Regions from separate parts of the Homo sapiens genome. Here all the other regions are linked to region 3. Evidence: chromatin contacts called from ENCODE Hi-C or POLR2A ChIA-PET data. All regions are on one chromosome and are shown on one strand. The core of a region is the stretch at or near the end of the contact, and the rest is flanking DNA. Distances in the headings are between cores, read along the strand shown.

Evidence for each region. A loop is a pair of places that touch in the nucleus more often than their neighbours do. ChIA-PET counts read pairs that join two places held with the same protein, here RNA polymerase II (POLR2A). Pooled maps may share reads with other maps.
Region 1: a loop to region 3 is called in a pooled map, with 6 times the contacts of the local background. The contact joins two enhancer-like sites. A Hi-C loop is called at or near these places in 1 of 37 single-sample maps with no recorded cell type and 4 of 50 pooled maps. POLR2A ChIA-PET finds 5 or more read pairs at or near these places in 1 of 52 experiments (activated CD4-positive, alpha-beta T cell).
Region 2: a pooled map shows a loop between it and region 3 (2.6-fold over the local background). The contact joins two enhancer-like sites. A Hi-C loop is called at or near these places in 2 of 37 single-sample maps with no recorded cell type and 5 of 50 pooled maps. POLR2A ChIA-PET finds 5 or more read pairs at or near these places in 1 of 52 experiments (T-cell).

Annotation. Positions count from the first base shown.
Region 1 is chr9:109,915,895-109,920,223 of GRCh38, forward strand. The region is part of intron 3 of PALM2AKAP2 (PALM2 and AKAP2 fusion); the gene reads left to right. Among named protein-coding and RNA genes, the nearest start is that of PALM2AKAP2, 140 kb to the left of the region's middle. RefSeq lists enhancers at 2,625-2,674, 2,915-3,084, 3,195-3,264. Within about 2 kb of position 2,942, at least 7 of the 41 ENCODE cell types and tissues checked have a DNase peak (open chromatin) inside an H3K27ac peak, as active enhancers do.
Region 2 is chr9:109,951,935-109,956,113 of GRCh38, forward strand. All of the region lies in intron 6 of PALM2AKAP2 (PALM2 and AKAP2 fusion), which reads left to right. Among named protein-coding and RNA genes, the nearest start is that of PALM2AKAP2, 170 kb to the left of the region's middle. RefSeq lists a silencer at 1,142-1,211. Within about 2 kb of position 2,142, at least 2 of the 41 ENCODE cell types and tissues checked have a DNase peak (open chromatin) inside an H3K27ac peak, as active enhancers do.
Region 3 is chr9:109,100,489-109,104,749 of GRCh38, forward strand. All of the region lies in intron 3 of TMEM245 (transmembrane protein 245), which reads right to left. Among named protein-coding and RNA genes, the nearest start is that of TMEM245, 17 kb to the right of the region's middle. Within about 2 kb of position 1,528, at least 13 of the 41 ENCODE cell types and tissues checked have a DNase peak (open chromatin) inside an H3K27ac peak, as active enhancers do.

The sequences.
Region 1 (4,329 bases), core at 1,692-4,191, 820 kb after region 3:
GCTCCTTTGGATTCAACTGACCAACACCCAGGCAAAGGGAAAATATATTGGCTTGCTTTTTTTTTTTGAGATGGAATCTTGCACTGTCGCCCAGGCTAGAGTGAAATGGCATGATCTCGGCTCACTGCAACCTCTGCCTCCCAGGTTCAAGCGATTCTCCTGCCTCAGCCTCCCATGTAGCTGGGATTATAGGCACCTGCCACCATGCCCAGCTAATTTTTGTATTTTTAGTAGAGACGGAGTTTCACCACATTGGACAGGCTGGTCTGAAACTCCTGACCTCAAGTGATCCACCCACCTTGGCCTCCCAATGTATTGGCTTTTGTAAGTAAGAAGGGCAAAGGAGTAGCTGAGGATCTGGGAAGCAGGAACTGGAGATTGAATGGCACGGGTCCCCAGCAGCCAGCATGCTCTGTCTTCCCTTCTCTTTGTTTGGGCCTTGCAGGAAGGTAGGCTCTCAGCAGAGCCTTGAAGGCCAGGTATTTGAGAGCCAGGCAAGTGAAGCAGAAGGAGAGCATGAGTGAGCCATTGGGAGTGGGGACGGAAACGGCGAGAACCTATCCAAGGCACCGTGCTGAGCTATGAAGCTGGAGGGCAGCGCAGGCTGTGACCCAAAAAGGCCACACAAGGCCACATGCTCCTGAGTGACAGGAGGGACATGTGATATGCTGGGCCTTGGCCCATGCTGTCTCCTCTGCCTGGCTCATTTTCTCCTCTTTTCTACCTGGTGAATGCATCCTTCAAGGCCCAGTTAATTCATCATCTACTTTGTCGAGTTTTTCTCACCACCTGTATCAGTTGAGAATTGCATTCAGCTATGATCACAACAGAGGCTTAAGCCCATAACAAGCAATCTGGAGCCAGGCATTCCAGAAGTGGTGTACTCTTTCCATCGTGCCCTCTGGGACCCAGGCAATGTCTCTCTTTCTGCACACTCAGACATACTATTGCCCCTGTGGACATAGGATTACTGCTCTGCCTATAGCATCATATCCCTTGCAGTAGGTAGAATAATGGACCCCCAGAGATGTCCACAGGCTAAGCCTCAGAACCTGTGAATATGGTAGGTTCCATGGCAAAGAGGAATTAAAATTACAGATGGAATTAGAGTTTCCAAACAGCTGACTTTAAAATAGGGAGATCAGTATCCTGGATTATCTGGGTACACTTTGTATAACCACAAGATCCTTAAATGTGGAAGAGGGAGGCAGAAATCAGAAGGAGGGGTGGCTGCAGGGAAGGTCAGAGAGATGCAACAGTGCTGGTTTTGAAGATGGAGGAAGGGACCCACAAGGCACGGAACGTGGGTGACCTCAGGGAGCTGAAAAGGGCAAGGAAATGGATTCTCCCCTAGAGCCTGCAGAAGGGAACACAACGCTGCCAGCACCTTGATTCTAGCCTGGCAAACCCCGTGTCAGACTTCTGACATACAGAAATATAAGATAATAAATGTAGATTGTTGTAAGCCACTAAGTTTGTTGTAGTTGTTATAGCAGGAATTGGAAACGAATGCGTCTCTTTAGCACCAGGTCCCTGTACCTGGCAGGAAGGAAGGAAAGGCAAATGTCACTTAAGCCAACGCTCCTTTCCTTTTTTTTTTTTTTTTTTTTTTGAGACAGGGTCTCACTCTGTCACCCAGACTGGAGTACAGTGTTGTGATCATCACTCACTGCAGTCTTGAACTCCTGGGCTCAAGTGATCTTCCCACCTTAGCCTCCAGAGTAGCTAGAACTAAGGGTATATGTCACCATGCCCAGCTAACTTTTTATTATTTGTAGAGGTGGGGGTCTTGTCTTGCCACGTTGCTCAGGCTGGTCTCATCCTCCTGGGCTCAAGCAATCCTCCAGCCTCAGTCTCCCAAAGTGCTGGGATTACAGGCATGAGCCACCGCACCCAGCCCTCCTTTCCCTTTTAGGGAGTTGTGTGGAAGTCCCTTCGGATCATTTTTACTTACATCTCATTGGCCAGAGCTGTCCCATGGCCAGCTTTATCTTCAGTGGAAGCTAGGATACATAATTTTTTTCAGGTGGGCATGTTGCCATCCCCAACCAAATAAGGATTCTGTTAGTTTGGAAGAGGGGGAGAATAGATATTGAGAAGACCACTCAGCGTCCCCACCACACACTCCCAGGCAGAACCAACTATTCTACAGCATGTTGTTCTTTCCTCTATTATTGCTATTTTTGGTTTGTATTGTAATTTATGTGTTCACATGGCTGTTTGCATTACTTGACCAAGAAGTCTCATGAGCAGACACTGTGTCTGATTTATTTCTCCATCCCCAGTGCTCAGCATAGTGCCTGATACAGAGAAGGTGTTTGCATGAAGTTAGATGGATGAATGTCTAAATAAACTTTGAAATAAGAGCATGATCGATGCACTTCCCAGAGCGAGAGTTCCTTTCTGTTTTCTTGTGAGGATGATCTATTGGGGTTAGGTACATTTTATAAGACCATTTGGCCATGATTGCAACCTCATCTCCAGTAAATTAAACCTACACAGCTGCAGTGTGTCACCTTTCCTTATGGCTTATTACAGTTTGCTTTTTGCTCAGAAGGAACTGAGCAAGCAGGTTAGAGGCTGTTATGTGCACCTGCCACAGCCTACGGATCCTCAATTAACCTTGCGTGTAAATTACACTTCCTGCCCATTCTTTATTTTTAGCACAGCAACATCTACTTGGCTCTTCCAGAGAAGACTGCATTAGATTTCAGTCATGAAACTACAAAACAGTGGCGTCTGCAGCCTGGCTGGGATGACTGTTGTTAACCCCATGACACTCTGTTCCTTGCGAAGCTGCTTTGCCCCAGGACTCAGGTTTTCCTGAGAAAGAGAGCAGCCTGGACTGACCACACCCTCAGAGCCTGGCCCAAGGCCACATGTGAACTTATAGAAAAATCTGCTATTGGATCTGACATAAACTCTCCATTTCCTTCATTCATTGCATTTGGGTTGAAACTCAGTTGTTGTTATCACAAAGGTTTCATTTCGTTCCTTTTTTTTCTCTCCCTCTCTCTTCGTTCCTTCTCAGTTACACAGTATCATGACCCAAATCTTTAGCACCTGAACCATATAGCGCAGAGCCTTGAAACCCATAGGGCCAGGGCACCCCGTGGAGACAGGCCAGCCAGTGGGCATCAGGTCGCAGAGAATTCTTAACCACTTAAGGTTGCTTCACTGGAAGAAGTGAGTTACTGAGAGACAGCCATTTTCGGTTTTAGTCAGCCATTTTTATCACGATCTTGTTTGTTTTAGAATCCCCTGTAGTGCCTAGCTCGGAGTCCAACCAAACAAGCTCCATAAATGTTGATTTTGAATTTAAATAGATGTTGGGGTGCTCCCATTTCCCCTTCACTAGACACATGGGAAGCTGAGGCCCTGGCCCCTCTTTCATGCCACAGCCTGGGAGATGCTGCCTTCTCAGCAGAAAGCCTCAGGAGGTATTTTGAAAAGGGAATTTGTTGTTTTCATTCTGGTTAGATAAGTTACAAACTAATTTTTTAAACTGGGAAAATATTGAAAATTGTTTTTTAAAAATGAAATCACCTTTAATTCCATTACTCAGAGACAACTATCACTGACATTTTTCTGTTTTTTCAGTCTTAATTCTCATGAAGGTGTGCCCTGTTTCCCTCCAGATTTCTCAGAGGATTCAGGATTAGGGAAGGGAGGAGAGGGTGCCTTATGTTCTTTCTAATCGTTTAGCTTTGGGTATTATTGGGATATATATAAATACATTAACACACATATAAATATATGTGTATATATATTATATAACTGGCATATACATTATTGGGATATATATTAGTAGGATGTATATATATATATGTGTGTATACATATGTGTGTGTGTGTGTGTGTGTGTGTGTGTGTATATATGTAAAATGTATACACACTTCTATTTGACCTGTACCAGTTCATTATTACCACAATAATGCTAACTAACACGCCCTCAAATTCAGTGGCTTAAACCCAAAGTCATTTATTCTTGCCCACACTTCTGTGAGTAGGCTGGGTATTTGCTGATCTAGGCTGGGCTTAGCTGAGTGGCTCTAATTTCAGGTGCTTCTGAACTATATAGCTGAGAGCCCTGAAACCCATAGGGCCAGGGCACACTGTGCCTATCTATGGGTTTGCCTCAGGTCTATTCCATGTGTGTTCTTTCTGTGGTCCAGGCTGAAGGGGCAGCAGCTGCCCAGATAAGTTATTGTCTTGGCATTGGAAGGGGTGCAAGAGGACAAGCTCAACTGGGCAAGCACTTTTCAAGCCTCTGCTTGTGTCTTATCTGCTCACATCCTATTGGCTAAAGCAGGTCACATGGCTGCGGCCA
Region 2 (4,179 bases), core at 892-3,391, 850 kb after region 3:
AAACTTGGGCTGCCCCTTAGGCTAAGTGACAGGGTTCATCTGGTGCAGTCTGCTGTTTAAGAGCATCTGAAGACACGTGGGGACTTTGTTTCTCTTGTTCACCTCTCTTTACCTGGAACAGGGTCAGCATAGTTTTTCAATAAATGGCCAGATAGTTTTGGCTTTGTGGGCCAAATGATCTCTGTTACAACTACTCAGCTCTGCTGCAAAGCAGCCATGTATGACATTTAAATGAATGAGTATGGCCATGTTCTAATAAACTTTATTTACAAAAACAAATGCTGGGTCCGATTTGGCCTATGGGCTTATAATTTGCCAACCCCTGGCCTCAAACAGGGCCTGGTCCATAGTAAGTGCTCCAAAAAAAAAGTTTCAAAAAATTATTGCATGAAAGAATGAATGAAGAGTAGATATGATGCCTACCACCTGCAGAGCAGTCACAGAAAATGGTTTTCTTTGAGGAGATTAAGTAAATGAATCAGTTGGGAGTTCTCATCTGGTTGGGTTCCATGGTAGATTTTTTAAATGTCTTTATGCATGGAAGGTAACTTTAAAGATGGAAATATGAGTGGTGTTTTATAGATTGCTCAAACCGCCAGGTTAAGATTGACAAGAGTTTCAACCAATAGAACGTGGAGGAAATGCAAGAACATCTTGTCCTCATCAAAAGTGCTGGGGATACCAGAACTGGGTGCTCCCTATGTACCTAAGCATTTAGTGCAGTTGTTTGTGGAGCTATGTTTTGTCAGATTCATCTTACACAGTGAATGGCAGGGCTTTCTTTACATTATTCTCTTTGTTAATTGAAATACTTTTTAATGTGTAGTTAGGTAGGCTGGAACCATGATAGCACATTACACATCCCACAGTTCTAGAGCATACCAACGGGTTCAAATGTAGGAGCATATGGAAAGTCGTGTGCTTACATTCATCCCTAGTGTTGTTGTGAAGTTAAAGGAAATTATATTTATTAAAAGCACTGTGTAAGCTGGAAGTAGATGACAAATGTTAGTTTAGTTATAATGAGAAAGTGTCTGTTGCCCAACCAGAGGCCTCATGCTGTCCAAATATAGAGATTATAAGCTGTTCAGGTGTGTTTCAGAACTAGTATAGAAAGGGAAGCTGCTTTGGCCTCCTTTAGATTTGTGACTAGTTTTGTAGTACATTGAACCTTATGAAATTGCCATTTTGTAGATCCATAATATTGACTATTGACAGTTCCATATAGTTCAACCTCATAATTCGATTCTGGGGATTATATCTCATCATGGAGGGCAAATGATTACCAGATGAACTCTAAATATAGCAGGAGGAATTAGATGAGAAAATTAGAACTTTGGAAGGGAATGTAGTTCAGTACTACCAAGTAGACCTAGACATTTCACCTGATAGGGTAGGATTTCCTTTAATCTCACATCAACTTTGTAATGTAGCCATTGAGGTTACTGTCCTTTTATACATGAGGAAACTGAGTTATAGAGATAGTAAGTACTTTGGCTAATGTGGCAGGGCTAAAAATCCGTGTGGGGTGGAGGAGGGCCAAGTTCCAACCTCAGTTGTCTTTACTTCCTCCCACACAGAGAGCTATGTTATGAAAGTGGTGTGGAGGCCGGGCGCTGGAGGCCAGGTGCGGTGGCTCATGCTTGTAATCCCAGCACTTTGGGAGGCTGAGGCAGGTGGATCATGAGGTCGGAAGATAGAGACCATCCTGGCCAACATGGTGAAACCCCATCTCTACTAAAAATAAAAAATTAGCTGGGCTTGGTGGCACGTGCCTGTAATCCCCGCTACTCAGGAGGCTGAGGCCGGAGAATTGCTTGAACCTGGGAGGTGGAGGCTGCAGTGAGCTGAGATCGCACCACTGCACTCTAGCCTGGGTGATATAGCAAGACTCCATCTCAAAAAAAAAAAAAAAAAAAAAGAAAAGAAAGTAGTGTGGAGATGCCCCTGAGACTGGAGACAAAAAGATTTAGATAATGAGGTTATTTATGCAAGAAAGACCCAATGGCACCAGTTCTTATTTTGCACCTTTACCTACTCAAGCAAATGCTCTGTTAATTATACCACCCCCTGGAGGCTGGGAGGCATCTCTGCAGCGCTTCCTTACCAAAGGAGAAGCGGAGGGTAAAATCACTTTGTTTTCTTATCTGTTCATCAGGAGTCCTGTTGTTCTATTTGACAGTTTTTCCTTCACCATTCATAAAAAGGATTAACAAAATTGCCCAAAACAACTCTATAAAGTCTAGGAGTGGCACGTCAGTCTCTGAAAAAGCAAAGGGGGTTTTGTTATTGTTGCTGATGATGGTATTGTTACTATTTCACCACTGTCATAACAGCAAAGAGGAACAGCTGCCCTATGGTGTTATGCAAATGCCTTTTGATCTAGGCTATATCATCCTTGTGCAGCTATTAATAGACCACATCATCTCCCCAGCAGCCCCCAAGCCCTAGCTTCTGTCCTGCTTTTCTCAAACAGTATTAAATCTTGCATTTTATCAACAGCACAAAAAAGCAAAGATTTGCTATTTAGAAGTGGACACAGGAAGGGGAATATCACACTCTGGGGACTGTAGTGGGGTGGGGGGAGGGGGGAGGGATAGCATTGGGAGATATACCTAATGCTAGATGACGCGTTAGTGGGTGCAGCGCACCAGCATGGCACATGTATACATATGTAACTAACCTGCACAATGTGCACATGTACCCTAAAACTTAAAGTATAATAAAAAAAAAAAAAAAAAAAAAAAGAAGTTAAGGTTGCAAGATCTTAAGTGATCATGTAGGGCAGAAGTCAGAAAATGGTTATGCAGATTCTGGGCTGAATCTGGCCTACAGTAAGGTTAGTTTACCTGCACAGCAATTAAAAATCATTTTGAATTCATTGCCAATAATAATAAATTAAGAGAGTTCTTATTTTAAAAGTATATTTCCGACTTCTCTTGAGAATTCAGTCTCTGGCAATAATAGCCTGTTCTCCCCACTGGCAATTGTCTGGAGCTGATGGTGGTTGCTAACTTTAGAGGAGCCATATTCCGTTGTTCATCACCACCAACACCAACACCACCACCATCTCCTATTATTTTTACCACCTTCTATTATTCTTACTCTTGGCCCACTTCCTTTGTCTGTATCACCTGCCTGGCCCCTATTGGCATTTGAGCATGTGACCCCTAATCTACCATCATTCACTCATTTTATGGCTGGGTCAAATAAGTCCTAGGTGGAAATGGGACTTACCTTAGCAAGATAACAGCAGACTCAGAACTAAAGTCCCCTGAACTCTTTGGATGAATGAGGCTTTGTACTGTGTTGGGATTCAAATCTTCTAAGGGCATTTTTAGTTTTGAACAGGCTACAAGCAGAAAGCTAATGCCAGAATCTAGTGCTTTTGCTACAGAGGAACCCATGTGACTTATATAATGATGAATTAACCTTAGGTTAAATGAACAGTGTAAGTTTGTAAGGAACTTTAGGGTATCCTGTGTTTCATGGTAAAAAGTTTCATTCCCAGGAAAATAAATAGATACTTTGTAGTCAACACCTCAATAGTTCTGGAGGCTTCATGTTCCTTCTTAGCAAAAATAACAAGAGGCACAGCCCATACTTATTTAAATTGAAATGTGATCTTCCATGCCTTCCTAATCCTTAGTCTTTGATTGTGTTCCTGAGGTCATGTGGTTGTAGAATACTACTATTCTGTATTGTCCACTTTTTTTATCTTCCTAAGAGCAATAATCCTCACAGAAGCTTGATAATTCAAAGGACTAATGAAACAGAGATCTTTACTCCCAGGGCTTGTCATAAATCCTGGCCAATATGGTGAAATCCCAACTCTACTAAAAATACAACAAAATTAGCTGGGTGTAGTGGTGCGTATCTGTGGTCCCAGCTATTCAGGAGGCTGAGGCAGGAGAATCGCTTGAATCTGGGAGGCGGAGGTTGCAGTGAGCCGAGATCGTGCCACTGCACTCCAACTTGGCAACACAGCAAGACTCCTCTGTCTTAAAAAAAACAAAACAAAACAAAACAAAAAAACTGATATGATTTAGTGTTTGTTTGTTTTAAGGAAAGACTAATTTTTTTTTTTTTTGAGACAGTCTCACTCTGTCACCCAGGCTAGAGTGCAGTGGCATGATCTCAGCCCACTGCAACCTCCGCCTCCCAGGTTCAAGCGATTCT
Region 3 (4,261 bases), core at 278-2,777:
AATTTTTATTTTATTTTATTTTTATGTATTTATTTATTTTCTGTAGAGACAGGGTCTCACTATCTTGACCAGGCAAGGTTAGTCTTGAACTCCTGGGCTCAAGCAATCCTCCCGCCTTGGCCTCATAAAATGCTGGAATTATAGCATGAGCCATTATGCCTGGCCAAGGACCTAAGTTTAAATCTTAGCTCCACTAGTCACCTGTGTGACTGCAGGCTAGTCAGTTAATCTCTAGAAGTATCTTCATCTGTAAATGAAGATACCATCTATCTTACAAAGATTTATTTGTTTGAGTTCTGTTTTGTTTGCTTGTGGATTTAAAAAGATAGCACATTTAAAAGCACTTGAAAGTTCTTGGCTCATGACAGGCACTTAAATATTTTTCCCTTATTATCTTAAGCTTTTGGGAAATACTATGTTAGAACTTCTCAGGTCTAAGAGAAAACCACTGAGTAAGACCCTTGGGTTCAGAAGCAACCACTGAAACTAACTCAGCAATGATCCACAAGAAGAGTTTTCTGAGGCGGAGGTGGGAGCACTGCTTGAGCCCAGGAGTTAAGCTGCAGTGAGCTATGGTCACACCACCACTGCACTCCAGCCTGGGCAACAGAGCGAGTCTTAGTCTCTAAAAACAAAATAAAATAAGAATAATAAATAAATAGAAGAGTACTCTGGGTCTAGGAACCAAACTCAGGCTTTGAATTCTGATGAAATCCAGGACTAATTCTGTGAGTCTAGTGAACCACAGCACAAAACCTTCAAAGCTCAGAAGACATAGAGAAAGATACCCACACAAGTGACTGGAAAACAAGAGCAAGTGATACAACGGGACACTGGAAATGACAAGGAAAGAGCCGATGCACACACTGTTGTGGCAGTATACTAAAGCATTCCTGTACCTACCTATATTACAGTGACATCTACAGCAGGAAACTGACTGTAAGTACAAGAGAAGGGCTGTCCCATTACACACCAGATGGTTTGAGTTCTGATTCTTAAAAAGAAACGATGTTCTTAGGGGCAAGAAGAAAAAAATACTCAGAAATTTAGGAAAAAGAAACACTTAAAAGATTTATTTTATGATGAGGATTATTTAGACTAGAAGTCCAGAAAGGGATTCTAGATCAATAATCACCTATCTTGACACAGGTTGAAATGAAAGTTAAACAAAATAAATAAAACCAAGATTTCCAAATCTGTACTCAACATTTATTCTGTGTGTCTGTGATTTCCTTCCTTGTCATAGCCTGTAATACAAATAACAGCAATCTGGCTTGCATATCAGCACATCACTACTCTAAGTTTATGGCTAGTATTCATAATCGACCATGGTCTTCTTTTTCCCCTTGCTCAAAAATTGGTCTTAGAAGTCTTATTACCCTTACAGTTTTCTAGGCTGCTGTCATGAGATGACTAGAATTTACACCGTAGAGAAAACCCAACCACAACCTTTGGTTTAGACTTGCATTACTTATATTCTTATAACAATTACTTACTTGGCCCTGGACAAAAGCAGTCAAAAGGGGAAACCATTCTGGCATAAGAGGTAAAGGGTAAGCAGAACTGTCTGAGTCACTTGCCATTAGGTGAAAGAAAACAAAGGAGATAAAACTAACCAGAAAAACAAGTCGAAACTGCCAAGCTTTCTACAGCAGTTGCCAAAACAGGAAATTTACTTCCACTAGTCAGATATATAACCACAGAGTCTAACAGATTATAACCAGGAAGACAGGCTGAACAAAGAAAACTTAGACACCAAAATATAAAATAAAATAAAATAAAATCTTCCCTATTTTCCACTGTCAGAGAGATATATAGTTATGGTTACTTTGTTTCAGGAATTTTAAAATTCTAAATATATATTTACAAATAAAAATATGGCTTACAATTGTTAGATATTACTCATTTATCAAATAAAATAATAAAAAGCAAATTAATTTTTAAAAACTTTTACAAGGTACCTGTACAAATACACCAGAGTACCACAAACAGCCTCATGATGAGAATAAAATGAAGATGTTAAAAATAATGCTCTATAAGTGTATTCATTGACACAGAAAGTTCCTCATGACATAATTAAGTTTAAAATGTGGGTTACAAAACAGAATGTTCACTGTGATCTAGTTTTTTTGTGTTTTTAAAAGCCTAAAGGCAAAACAACTATTAGTTAACATTTTGGTATAATCTGTAGACAGTGAGATTTTGAGTGATTTTTAGTTTCTTCCTTTTGTTTCTCTGTATTTCCTAACTTTACTGCAACACACATATTATCTGAGAAATTAATTCTTTTTAAAACATACTGCAGCTAGTAATCTGCTCTTGGAGTTTATTATCGCCATCAGAAAGAAGCAAGGAGTAAAGTATTGGTCAACTGTAGAAGCTTTGTGTTCAGATTTACCTCTCCAGTCACAGCTGCTTCCACACGGCTGGGTAACCAGAAGTCTGATCTGATGATTTGAGGACCACTACTATATCCTGACAACCTCCCCACTTACAACTCATTAGAGACCTCTACCTTTAACAAACTATTTGCAGATATAGGTCACTCACAGCCAGGGTACCTCAAAATAATCTTTAAAAGCACATGGTCTATTCAACTTTGTACTAGAAATTCCAACCAGAGCAATCAGGCAAGAAAAATAAATTACAGGCATGCAAATTAGAAAGGAAGAAGTCAAACTATCCCTATTGCAGATGACTGAACTTACATATGCAGAATCCTAAAGAATATACCAAAGAAACTACTGAAGCTAATAAATTCAGCAAAGCTGCAGGACACAAGATCAACAAGCAAAAAATCTGTTGTATTTCTACCCAGCAGCAATAAACCATCCAAAAGGAAAATTAAGAAAACAATTCCACATGATAGTATCAAAAAGAATAAGGAATAAATTAAAGGTCTAAGACATATACAAAGAAAACTACAAAACACTGCTGACTCCCATGTTTGTTGCAGCACTGTTCACAATAGCCAAAATTTGGAAGAAACCTAAATGTCCATCAACAGATAAATGGAAAAAGAACATGTGGTACTTATACACAATGGAGTACTATTCCGCCAAAAAAAAAGAATGAGATCCTGTCATTTGCAATAACATGGATGGAACTGCAGGCCATATAAGCTAAGTGAGACAAACTAGGCACAGAAAGACAAACACCTCATGTTCTCACTTATTTGTGGGATCTAAAAATCAAAACAATTGAACTCAGAGATAGAGAGCAGAAGGATGGTTACCAGAGGCTGGGAAGGATAGTGAGAGGGTACGGGGAAGCTGGAAGTGGTTATTAATAGGTACCAAAAAGTTTAAAAAAATGGACAGGGCGTGGTGGCTCATGCCTGTAATCTCAGCACTTTGGGAGGCCAAGGCAGGCGGACCACCAGAGATCAGGAGTTCGAGACCAGCCTGGCCAACATGGTGAAACCCCATCTCTACAACAATACAAATATTAGCCAGGCATGATGGCGGGTGCCTGGAATCCCAGCTACTCGGGAGGCTGGGGCAGAAGAATCACTTGAACCCAGGAGGTGGAGGCTGCAGTGAGCTGAGATCATGCCACTGCACTCCAGCCCGGCCAACAGAACGAGACTCCATCTCAAAAACAGAAAAAAAAAATTAAAAAGAGTAAGACCTAGTATTTGATAGCATAACAGGGTGACTATAGTCAATAATTTAACTGTATATTTTAAAATAACTAAGAGTATAATTGGATTATTTATAACAAAGGATAAATACTTGAGGGGATGGATACCCCATTTTACTTGATGTGATTATTACACATTACATGCCTGTGTCAAAACATTCCATGTACCCCATAAATATATACACCTACTATGTAGCCACAAAAATTAAAATTTAAAATTAAAAAAAACACTAAAAAATTAAAGAGTAACGAAATAAATGGAAATGCATCCCACGCTCATAAATTGTAAGGTTTTTGTGGTTTTGTCTTTTTATATTGTAAAGATGGCAATGCTCCCCCCCGCCCACAAGTGATCTCTAGATTGAATGCAATCCCTATCAAAATCCCAAAAGGCTTTTTTGTAAAAACAGGAAAGCTGATCATAAATATGGAAATGCAAGGGACCCCAAAATAGTCAAAACAATTTTGAAAAGGAAGAACAAAGTTGGAGAACTCACACTTCTCAATTTCAAAACTACAGTAATCAAAAGAATGTGTTAACTGACATTAAGGAGAGACATATAGATCAGTGAAACACAACAGAAAGGGCAGAAATAAACCCATATATATATGGTCAACT